Linked DNA regions of Homo sapiens: region 1 is linked to region 2. A link is an interaction called in ENCODE POLR2A ChIA-PET data of the cell type or tissue named here. Cell type or tissue: PC-3. All regions are shown on one strand. Links, peaks and the distances in the headings refer to the core of each region. The heading gives the core; the rest is flanking DNA.

Region 1 (4,812 bases), core at 1,381-3,880, 110 kb after region 2:
TTATTGATTGGCTGATTTTGGTATGAAATGCAAGCATGGAAGCAGCCTCGAGAATGCAGGGTGAGTCGCAAGAACACCTGGAAAGTCTGCCTGTTGGATGTTACTGATTTCTCAAATGAGACACCAGTACTCTCTTCTTCTTGAGGGCCGAGCTATAGGAAGGCAACAGAGCATCACTTAACATATAGTATTTTCCCATTTACAAGCCACTTTACTCCTTACAAAGAGCTTTCCTATCTATGATCTAATCTAAATCACAAAATTACTAATGAGACAGGTATTGTCAGATGAAGATACAGACAGCACAGAAGTCAAGGAGAAGGAAAGAGAGATCGAAGTGAATTAGGTGTGAGAATAACAGAGAAAGGAGCCAGCTCTCTCTAGCACACAGATAAAGAAGGGAGACTGCTTACCTCATGAATGGACAAGGTGTAATTGTGCTCATCTCTCAAGGACATGGAATTGTTGGTGGGATTATCATACTCATCTCGGGGTACTATTTGAAGGGTGTGCGGCTGCCCACAGGTCAATACAAGAGTAGAAAAGTGGCACACAATTTTGGTCTTAGAAGGAACCACCATTCCTGGAACAAAGACAATGGAATCTAACATTTATTTATTTTATTTTTTTATTTTTATTTTTTTTGAGATGGAGTCTCGCTCTTTCGCCCAGGCTGGAGTGCAGTGGCGCAATCTCGGCTCACTGCAAGCTCTGCCTTCCGGGCTCATGCCATTCTCCTGCCTCAGCCTCCCGAGTAGCTGGGACTATAGGTGCCCGCCACCATGCCCAGAGAATTTTTTTTTGTATTTTTAGTGGAGACGGGGTTTCACTGTGTTAGCCAGGATAGTCTCGATCTCCTGACCTCCTGATCCGCCCGCCTTGGCCTCCCAAAGTGCTGGGATTACAGGCGTGAGCCACCACGCCCGGCTGGAATCTAACATTTAAAGGTGCTCTTCAGGGCACAAAGATCTGCTCAGTGGGTCCTAGAAAGCTAGGTTTCCTCCCAATTCCTAGGGATAAATAACACTATCAAGAGGAAGAGAGGCCAGGTGCGGTGGCTCACACGTGTAATCCCAGCACTTTGGGAGGCCAAGGCCAGAGAATCCCTTAAGGATCCCTTAAGAAGTTCAAGACCAGCTTGAGCAACATAGCAAGACCATCTCTACAAAAAATAAAAATTAGCCAGGCATGGTGGTTCATGCCTGTGTCCCAGCTACTCAGGAAGCTAAGGCAAGAGGATCACTTTTGCCCAGGAGGTAAAGGCTACAGTGAGCTATGACCACACCATTGCATTCTAGCCTGTGTGACAAAGGGAGACCCTGTCTCTCTCCTTTTTTTTTTTTTTTTTTTTTTTTGAGACAGAGTCACGCTCTGTCACCCAAGCTGGAATGCAGTGGCACGATCTCGGCTCACTGCAACCTCTGCCTGTCGGGTTCAAGCGATTCTCCTGCCTCAGCTGAGTAGCTGGGACTACAGGCACCCGCCACTACACCCAGCTAATTTTTGTATTTTTAGTAGAGACAGCGTTTCACCATATTGGCCAGGCTGGTCTCAAACTCCCCACCTTGTAATTTGCCCGCCTCGGCCTCCCAAAGTGCTGGAATTACAGGCGTAAGCCACGGTGCCCAGCTAACCCTGTCTCTTTATTAAAAAAAAAAAAAAGAGGAAAAAACAGAAATAGAGAAATTTAAATGAATTTGGGGAATTATTTTTGTTACAAATTCTTAACCACTGCAAACCCTAAGTAAAATGAAAAAAACTTGGAAGAAATAAAACAAAAAAACCAACAAACAACTAAACAAATGGAGACATGTTTATGGAAGATCCAACATAGTACAGATGTCAATTTTCCCCAAATTGATATATAGGTTTAACACAATTCTTATCAAAGTTCCAGCAAGATTATTTATAGATTTAGTTAAGATTATTCTAAAATTTAAATGGAAAGGCAAAGGAACTAGAATACTAAAACAATTTTGAAAAAGAAGAATAAAGTGGAGTCAGCTTACCAATTTCAAGACTTATTATAAGAGCTACAGTAATCAGGCTGTGTGACTTGGCTCACGCCTGTAATCCCAACACTTTGGAAGGCCAAAGCAGGAAGATTACTTGAGTCCAGGAGTTCGAGACCACCCTGGGCAACATAGTGAGACCCTATTCCTACAAAAAAGATAAAAAATTAGCTAAGCACGGTGGTGCACGCCTGTAGTCCCAGCTACTCGGGAGGTTGAGGCAGGAGGATCACTTGAACCCAGGAGGCCAAGGCTGCAGTGAATCATGATCGCACCACTGCACTCAGCCTGGGTGACAGAGTGAGACCCTGCCTCAAAAAAAAAAAAGAAAAGAAGAGGGAGCTACAGAAATCAAGATTCTGTGGTACTGGAGGAGGGATAGGTACACAGATTAATGAAATAAGCCCCCACAAATATGTCCAACTGCTTTTTGATAAAGGTACAAAAGCAATGTAATAGAAAATGAAAGATCACCTTTCCAACAAATGATGCTGGAGTAAAGACATGTATAAGCAAAAAAAAAAAAAAAAAAAAGAGGACCTTGACCCAAATCTATTAAAATTAACTAAAAATGGATCATGACCCTAAATACACATTTTCAAACTGTAAAAACTTTTGGGAAAAAAAGAGAACATCTTCAGGATCTGAGACCAAAGATTTCTTAGACACCAACAGTTTGACCATAAAAGAAAAAAATGGATGCACTGGATTTCTTTCTTTCTTTTTTGAGACAGGGTCTCACTTTGTCACCCAGGCTGGAGTGTAGTGGCAAGATCACAGCTCACTGCAGCCTCAACCTCCTGGGCTTGTTATCCTACCACCTCACTTCTCCACCCTACTCCCCAGTAGCTGGGACTAAAGGTGCACGCCACCACACCCAGCTAATTTATAAATTTTTTGTAGAGATGAGGTCTCACTATGTTGCCCAGGCCGGTCTTGAACTCCTGGGCTCAAGTGATTCTCCCACCTCAGAAAGTGGATTTCATCAAAATTGAAAACATGTGCTCTGTGAATAACTCTGTTAAGGGAATAAGAAGAAAAGCTCAGCCTGAGCAACATGGCAAAGCCCCATCTCTACAAAAAATATAAAAATTAGCCAGGTGTGGTGGCACATGCCACAGTCCCAGCAACTTGGGAGGCTGAGATGGGAGATCACCTAAGCCGGGAGAGGTCAAGGCTGCAGTGAGCCATGACTATGCTACTGCACGCCATCATGGGTGACAGAGTGATACCCTGTCTCCAAAAAGAAATAAAGAAAAGCTACAGATGGGGAGAAAATATTTGCAGACCATATGTTTAACAAAGGACTAGCATATAGAATATATACAGAACTCTCAAAAGTCAACAGTAAAAAGCCAAAATGGGCCGGGCACGGTGGTTCATGCCTGTAATCCTAGCACTTTGGGAGGCCAAGGTGGATGGATCACCCGAGGTCAGGAGTTTGAGACCAGCCTGTCTAACAGGGCAAAACCCCATCTCTACTAAAAACACAAAAAACTAGCCAGGCATGATAGCAGATGCCTGTAATCCCAGCTACTTGGGAGGCTGAGGCAGGAGAATTGCTTGAACATGGGAGGCGGAGGTCGCAGTGAGCTGAGATTGTGCCATTGCACTCTAGCTTGGGCGTCAGAACGAGACTCCATCTCAAAAAAAAGAAAATAATAATAAATAAATAAATAAATAATAATAATCCCATTAGATAATGGGCAAAAGGGCCAGGTGTGGTGGCTCACGCCTGTAATCCCAGCACTTTTTGGGGCCAAGGGGGTGGATCACTTGAGCTCAGGATTTCGAGACCTGCCTGGCCAACATGGCAAAACTCTGTCTCTACAAAATATACAAAAATTAGCCAGGCGTGGTGGTGCCTGCCTGTAATCCCAGCTACTCAGGAGGCTGACACAGGAGAATTGCCAGAACCTGGGAAGAGGAGGTTGGTTGCAGTGAGTCAAGGTAGCACCACTGTACACCAGCCTGGGCAAGAGCAAGGATGTCTAAAAAAAAAAGAAAAAAAGAAAGAAAGAAAAGAAAAGAAAAGAGAAAAGAAAAGAAAAGAAAATGGACAAAAGACACGAAGAGACATTTCACCAAAGGATACATAGATGACAGACAGGCACATGAAAAGATGTTCAATAGCATTAACTATTTAAGAAATGCAAATTAAAAGCACAATGAGATACCACTACACACTTATCACAATGGCTAAAATAAAAAATAATGACAGCATTAAATGTTAGCAAGGATGTGAAGAAACTGGATTATTCATACATTGCTGGTGGGAATGTAAAATGCTACAGCCACTCTGGAAAAGAATTTGGCAATTTAAAAGAAACTAAGCATACAACTCCAATACATCTCAGCAACTGCATACTAGAGAAATGAAAATTTATGTTCACATAAAAACCTGTAAGTGAATATTTATAGCAGCTTTATTCATCATAGCCCCCAAATGGAAACAACCCAGATGACCTTTAACAGATGAATAGTTAAACAAACTGGTACATTCAGACCACAGAATATACGTAGAGAATCCCTAATCCAAAAACCAGAAATCCAAAATGCTCCAAAATCCAAAACATTTTGGGTACCTACATGATACTCAAAGGAAATGCTCACTGAAGCATTTAGGGTTTCAGATTTTTGGCCTAGGGTGCTGAAGTGGTAAGTAAGTATATTGCCAATATTCCAAAACCCCCAAAAATCCAAAATCCAAGACACTTCTAGGCAGACATAGTGGCTCATGCCTGTAATCCCAGCACCTTGGGAGGCCAAGGCAGGAGGATTGCTTGAGGCCAGGAGTTAG
Region 2 (2,500 bases), core at 1-2,500:
GCCTGCTACCACTTGTCTGCTAGCACACGATTAAACAAACGAACAAGCCGTAAATTAATATTAACGGAAAAATGTGGCAACAGCCTATCATACTTCATCCCACAGTTTGCGCTTTTCACGGACACGTGCGTGTGCCTATAGCTGGGTTTTTTTTTTTAATTTTTTTTATGCATACATAGACAATCGTCATAGTTTCTGCTAATAAAACTGTTCCCAGCTCTAATCATGAAATTAAGTATATTGATATTTCGTGGTACTCCTTATGACTTCCAGGTGTTCTGACACCTAAACAGTTTGAGAAATGTAAGAGGAAAGAGAACAAAGAAGGGCAGAGGGGGCCTAGGGAACACCAACGCTTAAGAGGCAGACAGAGGGAGAGGCTCTGAAGGCATCTGGAAGGGAGCAGCCAGAGGAATAGGAAGGATCTAGGAGAAAGCTCCAAGAGAGGAAGGCGTTCCCAGAACTCTCTCTGCTGCCGGCCAAAGCGCAGAGGCTGCTCCTTCCTGCGGCTGCAGGGGCAGCTCACTTCAGCTTAACATGCCCTGTGTTTCCCTGATGGCTTGGTCTCCCCTGAGGATCTGGGTGCTGGCAAGGCAGAGGAAGGCCCTTGCAGAGCTCTGCTCCTTTCTCCTCCTGTCTGGCCAGGCAGGCCCTTGGCTGCCAAACCCCTGGGGACCTAAGATAGGGAGACGAGTAGGGACAGCATGTTCAACGGGCCCAGAGCCTGGATTGGAATCTGTACCTTCTTGTTGCCTGGCACGCTGATAGGGCATCATCAACATTCCCTGGTGCCTATCCTAAAGGGTCGAGAGCCAGCCCTCTCCCCCGTGTCCCCAAGGAGTCTCAAGATCACTCCTGCTGCTGTGTCTGCTTGGCGCACCCACCCAACCTCTTTGCCCTCATCAGTCAGCTCCAGGCACCCCACTCACCCCACCTGGCTGCCATGAGTCACATCCCCAGTGCTCTGAGGCTCTGGGCCTCTAGCTCTTCCTATGGCCACACCTAGGTCTGAAAGGACTGGATTCCCCAGCACACAGACCCCAGGGGATGACCCTGCCAGGCTGTGGGTGGGGAGGAGGTAGAGCCCTGGGGCAGTCTCTCCTGTCCAGACCACACCCTGCCCTGCTTCCCAGACAGCTCAAGGGAACACAGCATTCCTGTTTCAGGCAGGGAGACGGAGGGAGGCATGAGCTCTGCGTGTCGGGGTTAATGTCAGGGAGGGGCACCCAGCCCTTGCCTGCAGCCCGGTCCCCCCTCAAGGGCAGCCCTGAAGTAGGTGCTGCCTCAGTTTCTAAAGGGTCCAGAGACTCCTAGGAGCCACATCTCTCCCCTCCACCCTCCAGCCCCCTCATGTGTTGGTCCACTGTGAACACTTTTCCACCGAGCAGCCAGCCTTTAGGCTGCCGGGCTGCCAAGCCCTGGCCCCTCGAGATCCTGCGCGGCCTTTGTTCCCTCCTGGCAGGGTAAGAGAGCCAGGCAAGAGAGCCAGAGCGAGCTGCCTGGGCACTGGGCTCACACCCGGGCCACCTCAGGGGCAGAGGCGGGGTGGGGGTGGCCCTGAGAGGTTCTCAGGGCTCCAGGAAATGCCCCTCATTTTCTCCCTAGCTTGCCCATGTGTCCAGCTGCTGTGGCGATAGCCCTCTTCTTCCCACCAGGAAAAAGAGCCCCTCTAAGTGCTTCCCTGTCTCCTTCTGGGCCCAGCTGGACCACCCAAAGGGTTGCAGCTCGGCGGGGGACACAGACCCCCAGGAGGGAAGGGACTGGGCCTTACCCTCTTCATATCTTCCATGGAGTCGTCACAGCGCTGGGCACACAGCTGCTGCCCTGAAAATATTTCTCACACTCAACTTCAGACTTCTCCATGGCTTCTCCCAGTCCTCCTGCCTCACTGGAACCATCTCCCCAGCCCTAGCTGGGCCCCATTCCTCAGCCACCCAGGGCCCGCAGGCAGTCTGAGGCCCCTGGCTCCGAGTTCCCTCGGGAAGACTTGTCAGCACACGGTGAACCTGGATTTCATGAATTCGTCGTTCAACCACCGCCAACGTGCACCGTCCCATCAGGCATTATGCAAAGGGCATCTTTCCCACCAAGAGCTTGCCACCCAGACTGGGGGGCAGGGGGTAGGGAGAGGCCGAGCATACCTGGTGCCTTCGCACAAATCACAAGAGGCCTCTCTGGGCAGCCAGTTTACAGAAGTTGCCCTACTTCCTTCAGGCTGATGTAGCGTGGTCCCGGTGCTGGGTGAGCAGAACACAGGCTAGATTTTGGCCCCAGGGTTCATCTCCTGCCTGGCACCCTTGTGCAGGACACAGCAGGTACACTATATACAGCAGCCCCGGGCCAGCCCCCTGCATGCGAGCATTTCATAACAATCCAAGAGCAGAGATGGAGGAGAGGGGCAGAAGCCAGGAGTCTTATGGCCAGGTAAGCTGTCCAGCCAGCATGTTCCAGCGCGGCCGTGGGGCTGGATCACTGGGGAATGCTTTCCAGAGGGTGGGAG

Evidence for each region. Peaks named below come from ENCODE experiments on the same cell type or tissue, not always from the same donor. Only the 100,000 strongest peaks of a DNase experiment are listed, where the experiment ranks them.
Region 1: POLR2A ChIA-PET joins it to region 2 with 6 read pairs; 3 of 35 experiments call an interaction of 5 or more read pairs at or near these places.

What each region holds. Positions count from the first base shown.
Region 1 is chr14:74,676,170-74,680,981 of GRCh38, forward strand. AREL1 (apoptosis resistant E3 ubiquitin protein ligase 1) reads right to left here. Exons shown (of 20, transcript NM_001039479.2): 6 at 414-583; 7 at 1-152. Among named protein-coding and RNA genes, the nearest start is that of AREL1, 35 kb to the right of the region's middle. In PC-3, for the core only: no CTCF peak of the experiment used is centred there; no DNase peak of the experiment used is centred there.
Region 2 is chr14:74,565,925-74,568,424 of GRCh38, forward strand. All of the region lies in intron 3 of LTBP2 (latent transforming growth factor beta binding protein 2), which reads right to left. Among named protein-coding and RNA genes, the nearest start is that of LTBP2, 45 kb to the right of the region's middle. In PC-3, for the core only: no CTCF peak of the experiment used is centred there; a DNase peak (open chromatin) is centred at 1,037; H3K27ac peaks cover 2,459 bases.